Regions from separate parts of the Homo sapiens genome. Here region 2 is linked to region 1. Evidence: read pairs that join two places in POLR2A ChIA-PET (ENCODE). Cell type or tissue: Caco-2. All regions are shown on one strand. Links, peaks and the distances in the headings refer to the core of each region. The heading gives the core; the rest is flanking DNA.

Region 1 (10,900 bases), core at 1,644-9,643:
TTCATGAGAACAGTTTGCTGTTTGCTCATACAGCCTCCAGCGGTGTGCTGAGCTGGTCACGACCCTCGTTCTTTCGGCCTTCAACACACACCCATGAGCGCAGTGCATGCTCACACATGCACACATGTGAACCAGTGCATGTACACACACAGTGTAAAGAAGAGTAAACAGAGGAGGAAAGGCAGTCTAAGGATAACATTTTATTTAAAAAATTAAAATTTTGGCCAGGTGCAGTGGCTCACGCCTGTAATCCCAGCACTTTGGGAGGCCGAGGTGGGCAGATCACCTGAGGTCAGGAGTTCGAGGCCAGCCTGGCCAACATGGTGAAACACCGTCTGTACTAAAAATACAAAACAATTAGCCGGGCGTGGTGGCACATGCCTGTAATCCCAGTTACCAGGGAGGCTGAGGCAGGAGAATTGCTTGAATCCAGGGGGTGGAGGTTGCAATGAGCCAAGATCGCACCACAGCACTGCACTCCAGCCTGGGCAACAGAGTGAGACTCTGTCTCAAAAAAAAAAAAAACAAAAAAAAAAATTTAAAATGTTCACGTACAGTCAGACCTTTGCTCTGGTCCTGCTTCCCACTAGATAGGTCTTAGGCTTGAGCCGCAGTCTTCATGATAAATATTGACTTTTCTTTCAACAAATTAAAAATGAGCATTTAAATAATGCCATACTTTGCTTAAGCTTTAAATTACAAATCAGATGAGCAGTCATAAAGGCATGTTTGAATCTAACGTAAAGGTTACATTACTTAAGGTCCCTTTCATCTGAGTTCCCTGCAGCGCATGAAGACGTCCAGTGACCCCTCTGCTGGGGCAGGTGTGTGTGATTTCACCACACATGTCTCCCAGACCTTGAGATCACAAGTCAGAACATGTGTAGGTTGCTGAAAGCACAGAAACCCTGATTTTTAAAGAACACATTTTACACAGTTGCGTATATAACTTGGACCTGCTACTGTTTCATAACTTTTATTTTTCCCAAATATAGTATGCATCATTATTTGCACGATCATCTCAATTCTTTTCTTGGTTCAGCAATGTGTTTTGTTTTATCATTTTAAAAATAAAAATGGTGGCCAGGCATGGTGGCTCACGCCTGTAATCCCAGCACTTTGTGAGGCCGAGGTGGGCAGATCACCAGGTCAGGAGTTCGAGACCAGCCTGGCCAACATGGTGAAACCCTGTCTCTACTAAAAATACAAAAATTAGCTGGTCGTGGTGGCAGGCGCCTGTAATCCCAGCTATGTGGGAGGCTGAGGCAGGAGAATTGCTTGAACCTGGGAGGCGGAGGTTGCAGTGAGCGGAGATCATGCCATTGCACTCCAGCCTGGGCGACAAGGGCAAGACTCCATCTCAAAAAAAAAAAAAAAAAAAAAAAAGGCATATATTTACATTGTGTAACATGATGTGTTGATAGAGATACTCACAGCAAAGTTACTACGGTCAAGCATATGAACATGTCCACCTCCCCACGGTTGCGTTTTGTGTGTTTGTGTGGTGACAGCACCTGAAATCTCTCTTGGTAAATTTCCGGGGTACAGCACAGAATTGTTAAGTACAGTCCTCAGGCTCTGCACTGGACCTCTAGACTTAGTCGTCCTATGTAACTGCAACTCTGTACCCTTTTAAAATGATATATTGTTAAAAAGTAAATATGTTTTGCTGACTTTTAAAATTGATAGTAAAAATAATTAAATCATGAAAATCTGTCCATTGCTAGTGGATAGAGGTAACTAATAAACTTGGAGGGTGGGAGAAAACAGGGAGGAAATAGGCATTTTTAAAAACTGTAAGTAAACTTTCAATAATATATTTCCCCTTTCATTCTCACAATGGCTGTCTCCCTAAAGGTTCACCCCAAGAAACACAGTGCAGCTCGCTTTGGTAGAAATGACAGTTTCCCATTTATGTAAAATTAGTTGGCATAAAGTGTAGAGGAGGAAGAGAGAGCATTGCTGTTTGGAGGAACAAGTTCCCCAAATATGTATTTACATTATGATAATGAGCCTAATTAATAGAATGCTTGCATTATCCATTTTTATTGATTTTAATTATTATTTCGTGCTGATATTTTCCTTGTCTTTTATGATTTTTTATTTTTTTGAGACAAGGTTTCACTTTGTTGCCCAGGCTGGAGTGCAGTGTTGTGATCATGGCTGACTGCAGCCTCAAACTCCTGGGCTCGAGCAATCCTCCCACCTCAGCCTCCAAAATATCCAGGATCACAAGTGCATGCCACCATGTTCGCTAATTTTGTTTATTTTGGGGGGAGACGGGGTCTCACTCTGTTGCCCAGGTTAGTCTTGAACTCCTGGGCTTGAGTGATCCTCCCACTTTCCAGAGTGCTGGGATTACAGGCATGAGGCACTGTGTCTGGCCAATATTTTTCTTTTAAATTACAGCTTCTTAACTTTTATTTTCTCATGCCAAAAATCTCAGTTCTTTACCATAGAGCTAATGATAGAGTTTCTATATCACATTTCCTTTATGCTTCAACACACACAGGGCAGTCTCAGGATAACATCAACACTCAGCCAATAGTGTGATTGTGGGAAAGGGGTTAAGATGCCTCCCTCCCTCCTTCCCTCCCTCCCTCCCTCCCTCCCTTCCTTCCTTCCTTCCTTCCTTCCTTCCTTTCCTCCCTCTCCTCCCTCCCCTCCTTCCTTCCTTTCTTTCTTTCCTCCTCTCCTCTCTCTTTCTTTCTCCCTCCCTCTCTTGCTTTCTTTCTCTTTCTCTCTCTTTCTCTCTCTCCCTCCCTCCCTCCTTTCTTTCTTTCTTCCTTTCCTTCCTTTCTTCCTTTCCTTTCTTTCTCTGTTCTTTTTGCCCTTAGTGCATTTTCCACTAGTAGTTACTTTTAAATTCCTACGTTTTAAAGTCAATTGGAATAGCTCCCCTCTGGTTAGTCAGGCTACCAAATGGATACACATTTGGTTCATTTGTCTTATTTTATTTTTGGTATTTAGACATTGCTTTTTAAAGTTAATTGTGTTTTATAAGGATGTAAAATATTTGCATGGTTTCATAGTCAAATCTAGAAAACAGGGCATGTGCAACAAGGACTTGTGTCTTCCCCCAGAGACTTCCAGCCCCCTCCCTGTGGACTGTGCTCACACTGTTTATTTTTAGAATGGAAGCAGATAGGGAGAGATAGATTGATTGATGGTAGATAGATGATAGAGAACAGGTAGGCAAGTAGTTAGGTAGTACATAGATGATGAATGGTAGAAACATAGATAGATAATAGATGGATGGGAATAAAGATAGTAAATAGATAGACAGAGGGATGGGTCCCTATTTCCTGCCTGTACTGGAAAAATGGAAGATTTCCTCCACCTTGCTCTGTTCAGAGTGGTCTGTGCAATCACTCCAGAGGCACGTGTAGACACAGTCCTCCTCCCATTTTCACAATTGCACGGCAGTCTTTCCTATGGATGAGTGATAATAATTCAACCATCGCCCATCCATGGGGATTTGGGGTGCTTCACATCTTTTGCTTTTACAGACTATATAATACATTAAGAGAAGTGGGTCTCATTATGTAAATGCCTGCGCCTTGCTTTTTTTATTGAATATAATTTGATTTTATTATATTTGTTTTCACTTTTTAAATGGCTGTGTATATGATGTATATGATAAGATCTCAATTGAAATAATATTTGGATTTGTTATCACTGTGTTTTCCTTCCCCTGCTGTTTGAAAAAGGCAGCCCTTTTCATGCTTCCTTGTCTGAGAGAACTCAAGCAGCACAGCAGCAGGTGCAGAGGCTCTCCCTGGAAGCCTAGGCTTACTGCAGCCAAGCTGTTAGGAGCGAGTGCTACTATCACCGGTCGAGGGTCATAACTGCAACTTGTCCAGGTTCTTGGCATTTTGAACAAAGAATTGGACAAAACGCCCAACAAAGCAAAGAAAGAATGAAGCAGCAAAAGAACGAAAGCAGGAATTTATTGAAAACCAAAGTACACTCCACAGTATGGGAGCGGACCCGAGCAGCGGCTCAAGGGCCTGGATACAGGATCTTCTTGGGTCCAAATATCCCCTAGAAGTTTCCAATTGGCCACATCATGCTCACCTCATGTAAATGAAGGTGCCAAAAGCAACCAGTCAGAGGCTAGGGTGAAGTTACAAAGTTATACTTCTATGCAAACGAAGGCTGAGCCCGCAATCAGTCTGATTCGTTGTGGACAGCAACCGTTCAGAGACTGGAGCGAAGGTACAGAGGTGCAAACGAAGACTCCACCCACAATCAGTCTGATTGGTTGCGGACAGCCAATTTCCCATTTGCCTCGAGGAAAAGGTGGGGGGGTTTAGAAAGGGAATAGCCTCTGGTCCTTTTGTTACTTAGGAGTGGAAAGTTAGGGTTTTCCTTTCAATTTAGTTGTAGGAAGTCTGAGTGAAACAGCCTTTGGTCCCCTGCCTCCAGCCCCTATTCTCCTGCCTCAGTACCTGGAGAAATGCACGTGGGGGGCGCTGTCCCTTTAGCACTGGAAACCACTAATATGCATGGGCGGGGGGCGGGGGGATGTGGATAAACCAAATGCTCTGCGTTTTACATGAAGGGGTGTTACGTAGCAGGTACAGGAAATATCTCACAGCTATATTGTATCGTCATGGATACTTCCCCAAAGCAAAATTTAGTTAAAAACAAAAAAGTAAACAATACGACACATTATTAATGGTTGTTAGTTGTGGATGACAGGAATGTATTTCTCAATATTATACAACAGTCACACAACAATCAGAAGATTAAGGAATGCTGGCTTTTTAAAAATCCCTAAAATTAAAAAATGAAGCAAAAACCAAACCAAGCCAACCCCCCACCAAAAAAAAAAAAAAACAAAATAACAACAACAAAACACACAAAAAAACCCAAAAACAAAACAAAAACAAGTAAAATCCCTAAAATTTTCTTAGAAAAAAACAAAGATAAAATTGATTGGAAAGAAGAGCCTACGTGTGGGTGAAGGATAAGCTGATAAGCTGACTCGTGCACGCCTTGTGTTTCTGAAGAAAATCACAGAATAAATGGAAGAGGAATGTTTCAGAAATGTTTAACAACTCCTATTTCCCGAGTCCCCGGAGGGCCTGCCTGGAGCCAGGCGGGCGGCCCAGAGTGTGTGTTGAGGGAATGAATGACCGCCGGTTGGGAGCTGGGACGTCCTGATTCCCAAGCAGCGGTGGCCGCAGTTCCCAACGCCGCCCACAGATGGCAGGAGGCGCCTCATGGAAAGTCTCCTTGGAGAATTTGGCAAAGCTGAGCCCGCTGTGCGTCTAAGCAGACTCCAAGGAGCGTCCTTGGCCAGACCGAGGGCTCCACGAGGAAGGTCTTGGCTGGCGATGTCGGTTCTGGAGCGAGATAACAGAGGCCCCGCTGGCCCCCTGGGGGCAAGCCGGACACCCCCAACCCTGGGCCGGGCGTGCCCCCCGGCGGGGGGCGCAGGCGGCCCGGCCCCTGGGCTACACACCAGGCAGTGGGGCAGGAAGAGCCAGGCCTCGAACCCGCAGGGCAGCCCCACCGCCAGCGCTGAGATCCTTGTCACAGGGCCCGGCCTGGCGTCCGACAGGGAGCGCCTGCGTTCTTGATTCTCTGTGTTTTTTGTCTGGGGACCTGTCCAGACAGGCTGAGTCCCATCCTCGAATGCTCATTTCACTGACCGTGAACGGTAGCGTCAGGCTTCACTGCCCTGGCTTAGAAATGCTTTTTTGTAAATGGAAGAAAATAAAACACAAAACAGTCTGAAAAAAAAAAAAGTGAGCCTACCAGTTCTGCCGACAAAAGGACTAGCCTGGTGCTAGAAAACAGCATTACAATGAAATAGGTAACCTTTAAGATCCTGAATTCATCAGGGTTATACAGAGAAACAGAACCAATAGTGTGTGTGTGTGTGTGTGTGTGTGTGTGTGTGTGTGATGTGTGTGAGAGACTGTGTGTGTGCACATGTGAGTGTGTGAATGAGTGTGTAAGAGTGTCTGTGTGTGTGCAAGTGTGTGATTGTGTGTGAGTGTGTATGTGTGAGCATGAGAGTGCGACTGTGTGTGTGTGTGTCTGTGTAAAACTGGCTCACAGGATGATGATGGCTGACGAGTCCCACAGTCTTTCTGCAGGGTAGTCCATAAGCTGGAGCCCCAGGACAGTCAATGTGTGCTTCTGAGTCCCAAAGCCTGAGGCCAGGAAGAGCCAATTGTTCAGTTCAAGTCTAAAGGCAAGAAAAAGCCAGTATCCCAGCTGGAAGGCCGTTGGGTAGGAGAGATTCTCTCTTACACGAGGATGATCAGCTTTTCCTTCTTTTCAGGCCTCTAGCTGCATGGACGAAACCCATCTGCATTGGGGAGAACGATTTGCTTGACTCTATTGATTTACATGTTAATCTCATCCAAAAGCAGCCTCACAGAAACACCTGGAATAATGTTTGATCAAATACCTCGTGGCTCAGTCAAAGGGACACAAAAATCAACCACCATAGACTCCGACACGAGCTTATAGACCAGCTACAATCAGCAGGCCTGGAATGTACACAAAAGTTCAGTGTCTTTTGCTTTTGGATAAAATAAAGATTCCTGTAACTGTGACAAAGATACGTATCTAGTTGGGTGTATTAGTTTCTAGTGGCTGCCACAGCAAAGTGACACAAACCAGGTGGCTTAAAACCACAGGTGTTTAGTCTCTCACAGCTCTAGAGGCCAGAAGTCAAAAGTTGAGGTCGGTGTCAGCAGGGTCCCACTCCCAGACAACTCCAGGGGAAGCTCCTTCCTGGCCTCTCTCAGCCTCAAGAAGACCCTTGCCCAAAATGTCCAATGCCCCCCCCCCACCCACCCACCCAAGGAGTTGGTGAAATATTCCAGCCATTTTTGCACCCATTAGAGCTGCTCTGTCCCTCTGGGGCTCAAGAATGAGCTTACGGGCTGGGCTGCACCCAGCACTGCCCATTAGCTGTAACTGGCCCCGGACCAGACTCCAGGATAGGTTTGAACCCCAAAGTGTAGGCCCTTCCTATGCCTGGGTTGTCATTTGGAGCTTAGGGGCCAGGCAGGAACCCTCCCCGGCTTCCAGTGCCCCAGGCATCACTTGGCGTGCAGCTGCGTCACTGCAGTCATGTGGCATCTTCCCAGTGTTTCCCACCCACTTCCCTTAGTGCAGGTGTGTGTCTGTGTCCAGACTTCCCCTCTTTACAAGGACACTAGCTCTGTTGCTTTAGGGTCTACCCTAATGACTTCATCTTTATTTATTTATTTATTTATTTGAGATGGAGTCTCGCTCTGTCTCCCAGGCTGGAGTGCAGTGGCACGATCTCGGCTCACTGCAAGCTCCACCTCCAGGGTTCATGCCATTCTCCTGCCTCAGCCTCCTGAGTAGCTGGGACTACAGGTGCCCGCCACCATGCCCGGCTAATTTTTTTTTTTTTGTATTTTTAGTAGAGAAGGGGTTTCACCGTGTTAGCCAGTATGATCTCGATCTCCTGACCTCGTGATCTGCCCGCCTCAGCCTCCCGAAGTGCTGCGATTACGGGCGTGAGCCACCGCTCTCGGCCCCATGACTTCATCTTAACTTGATCATCTTCAAAGTCTCTATTTCCAAATAAGGTCACATTCCAAAGTACTGGGGGTTAGGATTTTAACATACGCTTCTGAGTGGACACAAGTCAGCCCGTGGCTGTGGGTCTCACCAGGTCCTGTGGGTAATCCAGTCCCTGAGTTCCTCCCCCGCCGTTCCCCAGGACCTGGGGGCATCCTGGACTTTTTGGCTGTCCACTTGACAATGCCATTTCCCTTTGCCCTGACCTCTCATCCCTGCAGAATTGTTTGCTAGTTGGGCTGTCAAGACCCTCAAAATAGCTGTGATGAGCCCACAGTCAACTCTCAGCCTCCATAAGACCCTTGCCCAAATGTCCAATGCCACTCTCGAGGAGTTGGTGAACATTCTAGCCATTTGTGCACCCATTAGTGCTGCTCTGTCCCTCTGAGGCTCAAGAATGAGCTAATGGGCTGGGCTGCACCTACCACTGCCCATTGGCTGTAACTGGCCTTGGACCGGACTCTAGGATGGGTTTGAACCCTAAAGTCTAAGCCCTTTCTACACCTGGGTTGTCATTTGGAGCTTAGCGGGCATGCAGGAACCCTCTCCCCAGCATGAACCCTCTGAGAGAGGGTGGGCCAGCCATTCTTAAAGGGCACTTTTAACAGGTCAGGACTTCTGTGGCATACTGAGTAAAAATAAGCGAGGGGCTGTGTGGCACTTCCTGGCTCCTGGGACCACTCTGTGGCTGGGCTCTGCTGCCCTACTCTCTGAAGTCAATTCTGCTTTCAGGCAACCTCCTGAAATGTGCATCCAGCTGCTGCAAGAGGCCTGTGGCTGTGTTTCTGAGCCCTTTGCTGGGCCTCCCCACCAGACAGAAGATGGGTTTAGCTTCTGCCTTTCTCCTAAAACCACAATTCATGACCCAAGATAAGATCTCCATCTGACGACCCAGAGCGGACAACTTTAACTGGCTCCACTCCAAGCTCAAGGCCCGTGCCCACCTTGGAAAGAAAAGTGGCTTTTCAGGATGCCTACATGAGTGTGAGGAGTAAAGTCCTCTCCTCGCTCCACCTGCCCTGGATTATTTTCAGGCTCTCAGCCATACATCCTCCTCCTCAACTCCTTTCCCGTAAACAAACATGCAGGGGTAGACCGGGGTCAGTGACACTGGAGATGGCCAGCCCAGAAAATCCCGACGCTTCTCCTTGCAGCCACTGTCTGTCTCTCAAAATAATTCAGGCTGGTTTTCAGGGTTGTAGAGTTTCATTTGTCTTCAATATGCTTTGTCACCATAAAATACACTTGAAGTCTGTAAAGTATTAAGAAGAGATGTTCAGGGTTTACTCTTCCCATCCGGCACTGTAACATTTCTTAAGGGTGGCACCTGGAGCTGGTTTTACGCCTCTTTCTTCTGTCTTAAGAGGAACGGGACCAGGTGCCTTTTGCTTGTGTTGTGGTTTAAAAACCTCTAGGCTCATTTTTTCCATGGACTCTGAGTGTCTGCTGATGCAAACAACTGGCAGGTGTCCCACTCTCATCCACCTGTGTTGAGAGAGGGAGTCAGTAAGTGCAAAGAAATTCTCCAGGGCGTGTAATATTTCTTCCAGAAGTGGGTGTTTTAAGGAAGGAATTGGCCCATATTTACAAAATTATTTGAAAGGTAAGGTTGATTACAAAACAAAAAGAGAGAGGGAAAAGAAGCAATGGATGGACATCTTAAGGATGTATTTAAGAATTAACTTTATAATATTTAATCCAGCATATATGTATTATTACAGTTCTCAGACTGGGTGCTGTGGCACTGTGGGGCAGCACAGGGAACTCCTGCAGGTGCACCAGGATATTTTAAAGTTTGGGAGGAACCCGCAAAGTCTCTGAGAAACCACGTGAGCTGCTCACTCCGGACTACTTACACTGTCAACATTAGATTGCACCCCATTTCTTCTGACGATGCCATATCTTTGCAAAGTTGGGTTTTTGGAGGTTGCTGTGACTAAAAGCAGTAAGTGAAAATTAGCGCAGCACAGGACATTTCCAGGTTTGAGAAGTTGTATAGTGTCGGACAGGGGAAACCATCCCATAAGTATGTAACGATTGTTAAGAATGAGATACAAATTTTTTTCTTTTAATTTATGCATATCATTTTTAAAAAGCTACTAAGTTGTTAAGATATAACTTTGTTTTAAAGTTGAGATAAAATTCACATCACATAAAACTAACCATCTAAAAATGTACAGTTCAACTGCGTAGGATGATGTGCACCCGTAGCTACGTGGGAAGCTGAGGCAAGGAGGGTTGCTCGAGCCCAAGAGTTCAAGGCCAGCCTAGGCAACATAACAAGATCTCCACCTCTAAAAAAAATTAAAAAATAAAAATGTACAATTCGTTTAGTGCAGTGCATTCACAATGATGTGCAACCATCATCACCACCATCCAATTCAAAAACATTGTCATTATCGGAAAGGACACTCCTACCCATTAACTCCCTATTCCCTCTGTCCCTCAGCTCCTGGAACCACCCATCTACTTGCTGCCTCTGTGGATTTGCCTGTTCTGAATATTTGATATAAATGGACCGTACGAATGTATATATACCTAACATCCATATACAATATTTGATAGAAATGTATCATACAACTGTATAATACATATGAACCTATTTAAGGTTCATCCACAATACAGCATGTATCAGAACTTCCTTTAGGGATCCAGTGAATTTTCGCAGCATGCAGAGACTGCATTTTGTTTATCCATTCATCCATGGATGGACACTTGGGTTGTTTCCGCCTGTTGCTATTATGAATACTGCTGCCATGAATGTACAAGTTTATGTGTGAATGCCTGTTTTCAATTCCATAGGGCAATTCTATATTTAACTTTTGGAGAAACTGCTAGACTATTTTTCCATCAATATTTTTTAAATTATTGGATCCTAACCACTGAATAAATGAAACCGCTGGACGTTTCCTTGGTCTAGGGATGCCATAAAAAGATTACTGATGTACTAAAAGTGCCGTGTGCAGAGAACCTCTGATTTTAGCGGCATTTGCTGTACTTCTCAGGAGGCACTGTGGGGGGCACTCTGGAGGGACTCTAAGTGGGGCTCACCCTTGAGTAACCAAAATATTTACTCAAGTTAATAGTACCACGCATTTTAGGGTGAGTGTCAGCAGAGAGGTAACCCCTAAACTCTTGAGTGGCTCCCAGAAGGATGGTGGCCAGCGGGAGGGGACCAGCGCTGTCTTAGACGGGTCATCCAGGAGGGCAGCTGTGAGAGGTCACATGAAACTGGAAGCAGTGAGGGCAGAGGGACGACACAGCCCCCCAGGAAGAAGCAGCAGCAGTGCAGAGGGCCTGGGGAGGAGGGCGCTGGTTTGGG
Region 2 (9,337 bases), core at 1,338-9,337, 310 kb before region 1:
CTCACGAAAGGGACAGGATTCTCACCCTGGAAGCCACAGAGCAGGAATCTATAGACAGTTCTCTGCAGAGCTTAGTGGGGTGCCGTGGGATGTGGACGTGGCGCGAAGTTCTAAGTGGATCTCAAGGCCACGTGCTGCGGGGTACAGGAGTGTTCTCAGTGTTTTGCTGGCAGAGCTGGGCTGGAAATTTTTAATACCTGGAGACCCCGGGGATGACCACTGTGAAAACCTCTCTTTCCGTGATTGATCCAGGAAACGTTTGTGGAGTGCCTGCTCTTTGCGGGGCACCAGGGATTCATCTGCCAGTGGGTGGAGGGCAAGTCCGCTCTCCCCACACAGCCTCATTCTGATAGGAGGGGAACGTTCCTGGTGATGGGGGGAAGATCTGACCCTGGAGCCCGCCACATCCACAGCTGGCTCTGGGAACTGGTCCACTCCCCCAACCCCTCGCCCACAGGACAACGAGAAGAGCCAATCAGAACCTTAGGCTGAACACGGGGTCTCCTGCCTGCAATCCCAGCGCTTTGTGAGGCCAAGGAGGAAGGATCTCTTGAGGCTGGGAGCTTGAGAACAGCCTGGGCTACTCAGTGAGACCTCGTCTCTACAAAAAAATTTAAAAATGAGCCAGCTGTGGTGGCGCATGGCTGTGGTGGTGCATGCCTGTGGTCCCAGCTACTCCAGAGGCTGAGATTGGAGCCTGGGAGCTGGAGGCTGCAGTGACCGGCGATCACGCCACTGCACTCCAGCCTGGGTGACAGAGTAAGACCCTGTCTCTATAAAAAACAAACAATAAAATTAATTAAATAAATAAATAAACCAGAACCTTAGACTCCTTTTCCTAGTTGGGTTCTAGAACGCCAAATAAAATAATTCAACTCTTCTGGAGCTCTACCCAACTCTTGGTCCTAAGCACTCATGAAGGTTGGAAAGGGCATGGCGGTTTTCCTGAGTGCACTGGGACAAAAGGCAGCCCCCGAGGGCGGGGGAGAGCCCATCACACTCTCAGGCAGGTCCCCGCCAGAGGGCTCCTAGGGAAGACAGCCTTGGGACACAGCTGGTTCATGTGCGTCTTCAGAGGACCAGCCTTGGGATCTTATGCAAGAAAATCACCTTCGTCCCCCTCAATTTCCTCTTCTGAAAAAAAAAATGAGCTTAAGGAGAGTAGTTGCCTCTTGGGGTTAGTCTAAGAATTTAAACGAAGCAATACCCACAGAGTGCTCAGAGCAGAGCCCAGAGCGCGTGAAGTGCGGGCAACTGCCAGCTGTGGTGTTATTGTGAACAAAGGGATGGTCCTCAATGTTGAGTCCCTTTTAAGGAAAAAGAACATGCAAATTAAATGATTAACGAATTCAAATTGGATATAAAGAGATTCCCTGTAACCCCTGTCACAAGGTTACAGTTCCAGACTCTTGAAAGCAACAGAAGTGCTCCCGTGAGGGGAAAGAATATTATATGATTGCTTTAGAAAGCCACTAGTTTTCAACCACCAATAATTATCATGGTGAAAACCAGGCTTCTTCTTGGAAACTTTATACACATTATAGGAACTGAAGAAAGCAGCTTATAAAATTACACATGTAGCAGGATTTAAATAAGGTTTAAAAAAAAAAACAAAAAAACCCTCAACCCTGCGTTCAATAAGGTCAAAACCTGGAAAGGAACAGGGAATAGAAAGAGCCGGGATCAGCTTCGCCTGTCTTTTGAGAGACCCCCTGGGAGTCCACAGCCTCCTCCACATCAGGCTTTCCTTCCCTCAGCCTGTTCATAGTCAAGCTTCCCTGCAGGATTCTCGGCTATTCTCGCTTCTTTCTCTCCTCCAGCTGTCTTCCTAACCCGGGCTGCTGGCTGCTTCCCTTCTGCTCTCCTGAAGTCTGCACCGGATCCCCGTAGTTCCCACAGGCACTTTCCTGCCCTGCTGTTACCCATGCGTGTACCCTCCCTGCTTGCCGGCCAGCTTACCGCTTGCTCGCTTGGGGCTTGCTGAGCCTTCCCTGCTGACCTTGCTGCGCACGCCCTTCCAGCTGTTTTCCTGCCTTACCCAGGTCATCTGCAGCCTCTCCTCCTGCACTGACCTGGCACTGTTGGGGTTCTCTGGCCACAGGCCCCAGGCCTCTTCCCTTCTCTCAGCCATACCATGGTTTAAGTGTCACCTGGAGGTGACCCTGGACTCACGTATGCAGCCCAGCCCCGCCTCTGTGCTCCAGCACCACGCGTCCAACTCAATCAGCATCCTGGCACCGCCACTCACTCCATCTCAGCTATAACTATTATTGACAATAATAACAACAGCTCGGGTCTTCCCCATCCTCTCCAATGGAAACACCTTCTACTCCACTGTTCAGTCAAGACATCTGGATTCCGTCTTCTTTCCTTTTTCCTCTTCTTCACTGAATTAATCAATAAGTTCCAGAGGTTCTATCTCTAAAATGTTGCCGGAATCCCTTTCTCCACCACCTTCCACACCCTAGACTCCTGCACTCAGAGTATCGTCTTTATAGCACCTTCCTACATTTCAGATTACACAGTTACTTCTTCTTCCAAGCTGCTTGATGGCAGAGCCAATCCCGTGTGCCAGTCCTGGCTGGTACATCCCTCCCCACTCCCAACAGGGACAGACCTGGGCACGTTTATCTACATGCTTCCCCCAACACCCAGTCCGCTCTTCTGCTCTCCAGGCTGATCCCGCGATGCTAGGGATGGTCCCAGCTTATCCTCGTGGTTCCAGTGCAGACATCAGTCCTGCCCTTTCATGCGCCAAAATGTCTCCATTTCCACAATCCACTAGACAGGCAGAGATTAGGACCTGCTTCTGCATGCTTCCATTACCAGCACCTAGCACAGTGAATAGCACCTAAATCAACATTTCCTAAGCCAAAGAAGATGCGAGGGTGGCCCACTAGGAGATCAATAATGGCTGAAAGAACTAAGTGTATTCTGTGCCGGTTAGCCAGCCATTCCCTCTTGGCAAGAAGAGTCCCTGTGGTCTGAAGACCATCCAGCCTTTAAAAAATGCCTTCACCCTTTTCCCGTTTCGAAGAAAAAAACGGCAGCTCACTGCCGGCACTCATTTAATTTTACATAAACAAGCTCTTTGGGGCTGAAGCAAATCTAACTGATTTTCAATATGAAAACAAAATATAAAAACTGTTCTTGGAATTACTTCTAAACAGAACTAACATCAGAACTGTCTGAATCATCAGAATCATCTATTTCAGAAAAACAGGTTCAGCAAATGAATCGTCGGCCAACAACTTGTTCGAGAACAATGTTAACAACACACGTGGGACTGCTGTTTTCTAGGATTTGACATTTTCAGTGATTGAGAATCACTATATTTTGTAAATGGAAATACCACTACTAAAAGCAGAATGCTATAAGTAGAATTGTGTCCTCTGTTTCCAAAGTCAATATACCACAGTGATGCGAAAATAATAATAAAAGCAAGATATTTCATGGCAGAGTTATCTCGGGGTGAATGCTGCAGCTGTAAGCACTGCTGGTGAGTATTCCCGGGGCAAACAGGAATTAAGCCATTCCCATGCCATCTGAGAGAGCCTAGCCATTACCTTCCCACTCCAGGTTCAGCTTCCGTGGAGACGTGGCTGGAGCTTCCTGGTGACAGACGCACCAGTACGAGCCCTCCAGGTTTGCGCACAGTTCCCTTCCAGAGCAGGCATTGAGCTCCTCATAGAAACACTCATTGACATCTACAGGGAAGGAGAGCAGGACCCACACTCAGCAGTCGCAGCTACCTCGTCATCTTCATCTACCTGCACACACACGGCCTCTGTGGACTCGTGCCACGGATTTGTGCCACGTCGGTTGAGGGGTGCCTTGGGCAGTGATCCCAAGGGAGACTATGGAAGTCTCGTCTTAGAAGGCCCTGTGCGGCTGCTGGCCATCGTCATCCAAGCAGCAGCCCACGTTCAGGCAGGGCTCGCGGCTGGCTCACCGGGCAGCCTCACGTGAGCAAATCACTCTGGGCTGGACTGAGTCTGAGTGGTCATGAAAAGGTGGGGCCAAAACATCCCACCCCAAGCGTAAAGTAAATCAGTGGGTGTTTTCTGCGCCAACAAGGAAACCCAGAGCCACCCCTGACGTTCTGAGGCTGGCCCAGGCCTCCCAAACAGAACCATCTCACAGCAGCCAGCCTCAGACAGGGCCTCTTCATAATGCTGTCTAAGTACAGACAGCGCGATAAGCTCATGTGTCACCCACAAAATACTAATGCCCCTCCCTTGGCCCAAATGAGTGATTATTAGTTCTTTACAAACTATGGCTTATCTTTATGCAATTGTTCCCATCTCTTTTGCTTAGATGTATTGACATTCCCAGTCGTGGAGTTGCCTCCATTTTCTGATGGCATTCAATTCAGAACAAAATCACACTTCCCTAGACCCTCCCCAAACCACCCAGTCAAAACCCACATCCTATAACAGGTTCTTTCTAACAATCTCCTACTGAGAAACCACATGGTTCTCCATGGTGTGGGTTCTCCCTCGCTGCCTCGAATAATAAACTCAACTGGTCCACCCACAGGTGTGCTCCTGCAACCTCTGGCCAAAGGTCATTGACAGAGCAGATGACAGAACGAGCACTTTGCTTAATGGCACTAGAGCAATGCAGCTTGGTTCTGCAGAACATGTGCGGATCTGAAGGGAGATCAATGCAATCACTAGAGCTTTCACACGGCTCTGAGCCCTGGCATTGTCACGTGCCTCCTCAGTGTCATAGAAGAGGCTTCACCAAGGCAGCCACCCTCCTGCAAAGCCCTGGGAGCAGCAGACTAGCCTGGCTGCCTCCTGCTTGGGTACAGGAAGCCGTACGGGAGCCCAGGGGTTTGCTTGCGGACTGTCTGTGACTACTACAACAGCAGGGCTGAGTCGTTGAGACAGAGACCACGTGGGCCCGCAAAGCCAAAAATATTTACTATCTGATCCCTTTTAGATGAGGCTTGCCAATTCCTGACATAGAACAACAACAACAAAGAATAGGTAATTTCTTCCAGAAACAAGGCCACGTCTATGTGCTTTGCCAGATACAAATTCAACTTTAGACAAATTGTGCTGAAGGAGCCTTTGGAGTACAAGGATGTCCTTGGCAAGGGTGGGAAAGAGGCGAGAGGGAAATTTAGGAAACCAAAGAAATGAAGAAACAAGTTCTTTGTGTGTGGCTCTGGGATTTGCACTCCAGTGTCCACTAGGATGGAAGGAGAAGCCTGCCGAGGGGGCAGGAGGCCAGAGGGATCCGAGGAGAGATGGAGGGAAGAGGAGAGGGGCGGGAAATGGGGGGCAAAATAAGTTCTAGAGGTCTGCACTTGGGGACTTGGAATTTACAGGGTGAGCTGAAGATGGGTCCCACACCTGTGGGATGAACACACTTGAACCAGTTATTCTTTTGCTCCTGAACTTAAACCTCCTTTAAAAGACAAAGGACTGGTCTGGCTTTAGCGTCCACCTTGCATTTTGGCTGTTCAGGCACCACCCTGCAGCCTCCCCAGAGGGAGGATTGAGGGAAGCCCAACCTTGCACCTGGACGCTGATCACTTCATAGACACGCTTCGCAATGTCACCCAGCAGGGTGGAGACGTCAGCCACAGGCAGTGGCCGTGGCAGGCCCAGTAGCAGCCGCGACACTGTGGTGGAGGCGTTCCCAGGGGCTGAGTGCAGGTGGTGGACGGTGGAGGCCATTGGTTGCAGGGCGCTGGTGACCTGTGAAGGCAGAATCAGAGTGTCACACAGCAGAAGGACACCCCGTCAGACAGACGAGGAGACTGAGGCCCGCAGAGCTGAAATGAACTGTCCACACACACGTACCATTCTGCTCTTCAGCAAAGAACCTCTACAGTACTTATCTATCCATCACTATCCCAATAGAAGTCCTACAAACCGGAACTATCAGTACCTTTCAGTACCAGTTGTGATAAGCTGAATTCTGTCCCCTAAAATCCATATGTTGAAGTCCTAACCTCCAGTACCTCAGAATGTGACCTTATTTGGAAATAGGGTTACTGCAGATATAATTAGTGAAGGTGGGTTCTAATCCAATATGGCTGGTGCCCTCACAAAAAGGGGAAATTTGGACACAGAAACAGACATGAATGGGGGAAGACAGTGTGAAGAGACAGAGAAGACAGCCGTCTGCAGGCCAAGGAGAGAGGCCTGGGGGCCTCAGGAGGAACCAGCCCTGCCGACACCTTGATTTCAGACTCTTCAGCCCCCAGAACTGTGACAGAATAAGTTTCTGTTGTTTGAAGCCCCCAGTCTGTGGTCCTTGGTTACAGTGGCCCCAGGACACTAATACAGCAGCCAGACCCAGGACCCTCGGTCTTCTGCCCTTGCCAAGACTGCAGGTCTCTTGCAGCTGACAACAGAGAATTAGAACTAGAATTAGACAATTAGAGATCAAAAGCCACGGTCTCCTGTTGTACACATCCAATTATTTTTCTGAGGTTTAATGATCACTTTCCTCATTTCATATGCAGTATTTTTATTTCAGCTTAATATCTTGAAATCTCAACCCTTGGGAAGCCAGGTGAACTGGCAGCTGCACAGCCAGACCAGTGGTCACCAGAACAAACTTTGCCAGCAAACCCCCAAGCCTCCACTGGGAACTCCAAAGGAGGTTTGGGGAGAGCAGGAGTCCTCCGATACACACTTGAAGCCCCTTCCTGGGAGGAGATGCAGCTCATAATTTAGCATACAGAACTGGGAACCAGCCCCGACCTCATCGGAACCCCTTATTCAGCAGCAGAAGCAGGCCTCAGAGACCAGCCCCTGCTGGTGCCTGACCCCTGTGCAAGGCAGGCGCTTCTGCAGGGGGTAATGGGCTGGTTGGAGACATGAAACCTACATGCACGAGGAGACAGCAGGTGTCACGCAGCAATATTGAAAACACAACAACCACAACATCTCAGGCCCCACACGCATCAGGAAGCTCAGGAACCATCTCAAGCTCTTTACATGTATGATTTAAGCTCATGGCCCTGTCTCAGGCAGGGTTATGATTATTTCTATTTATTTACTTTTTATTTATTTAGAGACAAGAGTCTCGCTCTGTAGCCCAGGCTGGAGTGCAGTGGCACGATCTCAGCTCACTGCAACCTCCGCCTCCTGAGTTCAAGCAATTCTCCTGCCTCAGCCTCCCCAGTAGCTGGGATTACAGGCACGTGCCACCACGCCTGGCTAATTACTGGATTTCTAGTAGAGACAGGGTTTCGCCATGTTGGCCAGGCTGGTCTTTAACTCCTGACCTCAAGTGATCCGCCTGCCTCGGCCTCCCAAAGTGCTGGGATTACAAGCTTGAGCCACCACTCCTGGCCGATTATTTATGTTTAATGGAGGAGGTATCTCAGGCACAGAGAGGTTAAGTGACTTACCCAAGGTCACACAGCTGATGAGTGGCAACACTAGGGCCAGGCAGTGTGGCTTCAGAGCTAGTTTCTTACTGGCCAATTGGGCAGTCCCCTTAACAAGCTAAGAGGAAACAGGAATCACTCCTAGCCCGGGCTGTTAAGGCCGAGGCTGCAGACTACCTGTCTAGCAGCTCACTGGCCAGCAGCCCAGAACAACATGAGGTGTGCACCATCTGATCTGGGCTGCCAGCCAGCTTAGTCTAACGGCCAAGGAGTGACCCAACCCTGGGTTTGACACCAAGACACCCAGGGACATATGGGACACACAAAAGATCTGAAGCACAGAACAGCTACACAGATGCCAAAGGAAAATGCGGGGCCCCTTGTCTGAAAAGTGTTCGGCATTTCCAGAGGCAACAGCAGCACATTAGACCAAGCTGAGGCCCCTCTGAGCACAAGCCCCTGTCAGCAGCCGGTCCTGAAGCCAGACCATCCCCCAGGGAGGGCGGCCTTGGGGACACGCGGCAGCCTTGGGGACACGCAGCGCCCTGTCCACACTGGGATTCCCGAGACTGATGGTGGCCTGAGCTGGAGAAGACATCCTGGTTGGTAATCACTGCTGATGGGCCAGAAAGCATGACCTGTGTCATCAGCAAGGGTCAGCCAGGGTGTTTGTTTTTATCCCCAGGGGACAGTGGGCGACGTCTGGAGACAGTTTTGGATGCCACCCTGGGGTGTGCTTCTGACTTGTGTGGAGAGGCCAGGGGCGCTGCTAACCATCAGACCCCAGGGTGCTCTCCAGCCCTGGGCTACGGTTCCCATCTCAGCACTCCCAGGTTGGTGCTGGCTTCCACGAAGCAGGAGCCAGAACTTGAAGAAATTGGGACTGAGGGTGGTGAGGGAAGAGCTCGGGGCTTAGGCTGTCTTTGCTGGGACTGCAGACCCCTGCAAGCTTAGGGATCCGCGTTCTCCACCACGACAGGCGGGCCTATGAGGGTACACACATAACAACTCAGCCAACTACACGCTTCAGTTGTGTGCATTTTGTTGCATGTAAATCATACCTCTTTGAAGCTGATTTTTTAAGAACTAGAATTTCGTTCAGAGTCAGTCATTTGGGGCCATTTGGGGAACATCACCCTCCCCAACCCCCAGGTCCCTTCCACGGCCCCATACCTGGGTCTGCCTGAGCAGCTGCCACAAGGAGGGTGCAGGCAGCCCCCGTCTGTCTCACCTACCAAGGAATGCAGAAGGCGCATGTGGTTCAGGAGCCTGGGGTCCACTTGCTGGAGTTCCTTGAAGTCCATTTTCACCAGTATGGTGACGTTGTACCAGGAGCCCACAGGGTCCCTCTCTGGAGCTACACAAGGGAAAACACTGATGATTATGGACCCAGGACAGGTTGAAGTCACAAAAGCTGCTGGGGTGGGAGAGGGGGCAGGAGAGGGAACCAGAGGCCATGAGAGGCCCTGCTCTGCATTTACCTCCCTGCAAAAAGACATCTACCACAGGAGACGGGGGATGTCCTCACTGCCCGCCCCTCGCTCCTCTCCATCCTAATGTCCCTGAAGACCACCGATCCCTGCTCAGAGGTGAGCTGGGCCTGGGACCCACAGCAGCAGGCCTTCCCTTGAAGAGATCTGCTTAGGAGGTAAATAGAGCCTATCAGCCTCATTATACTGTCATAGTATGTTGATATAGAAAATTACTTTATACTTTGTCATTATTTTATTGATACTACAAATATTGGATAGTATAATCATATGTAATATGATATATACTATATAATAGCATGTAGTATAATGATATAGTATTATCATAATATCTGATATTATGTATACTATTGCTTTATTACTGCATACCATACTAACGCTATAATATATAATATTTTAAATATTAAATAATATGTAACATTATACATATATATATATGTATAGGCCATCCCATTCTCCCATTCTCCTGGATGCAGACCCCAATCAAAAG

What was found. Peaks named below come from ENCODE experiments on the same cell type or tissue, not always from the same donor. Only the 100,000 strongest peaks of a DNase experiment are listed, where the experiment ranks them.
Region 2: POLR2A ChIA-PET joins it to region 1 with 11 read pairs; 2 of 35 experiments call an interaction of 5 or more read pairs at or near these places.

Annotation. Positions count from the first base shown.
Region 1 is chr21:41,772,730-41,783,629 of GRCh38, reverse strand. It overlaps LOC102724800 (a long non-coding RNA gene), which reads right to left. Exons shown (of 5, transcript XR_937745.3): 4 at 9,435-9,514; 5 at 8,766-9,063. Among named protein-coding and RNA genes, the nearest start is that of RIPK4, 11 kb to the right of the region's middle. In Caco-2, for the core only: a CTCF peak has its summit at 5,206; DNase peaks (open chromatin) are centred at 4,209 and 5,209; H3K4me3 peaks cover 656 bases.
Region 2 is chr21:42,084,668-42,094,004 of GRCh38, reverse strand. UMODL1 (uromodulin like 1) reads right to left here. Exons shown (of 23, transcript NM_001004416.3): 4 at 8,593-8,714; 5 at 5,525-5,711; 6 at 3,567-3,707. Among named protein-coding and RNA genes, the nearest start is that of UMODL1, 18 kb to the right of the region's middle. RefSeq lists an enhancer at 123-628. In Caco-2, for the core only: no CTCF peak of the experiment used is centred there; a DNase peak (open chromatin) is centred at 4,590.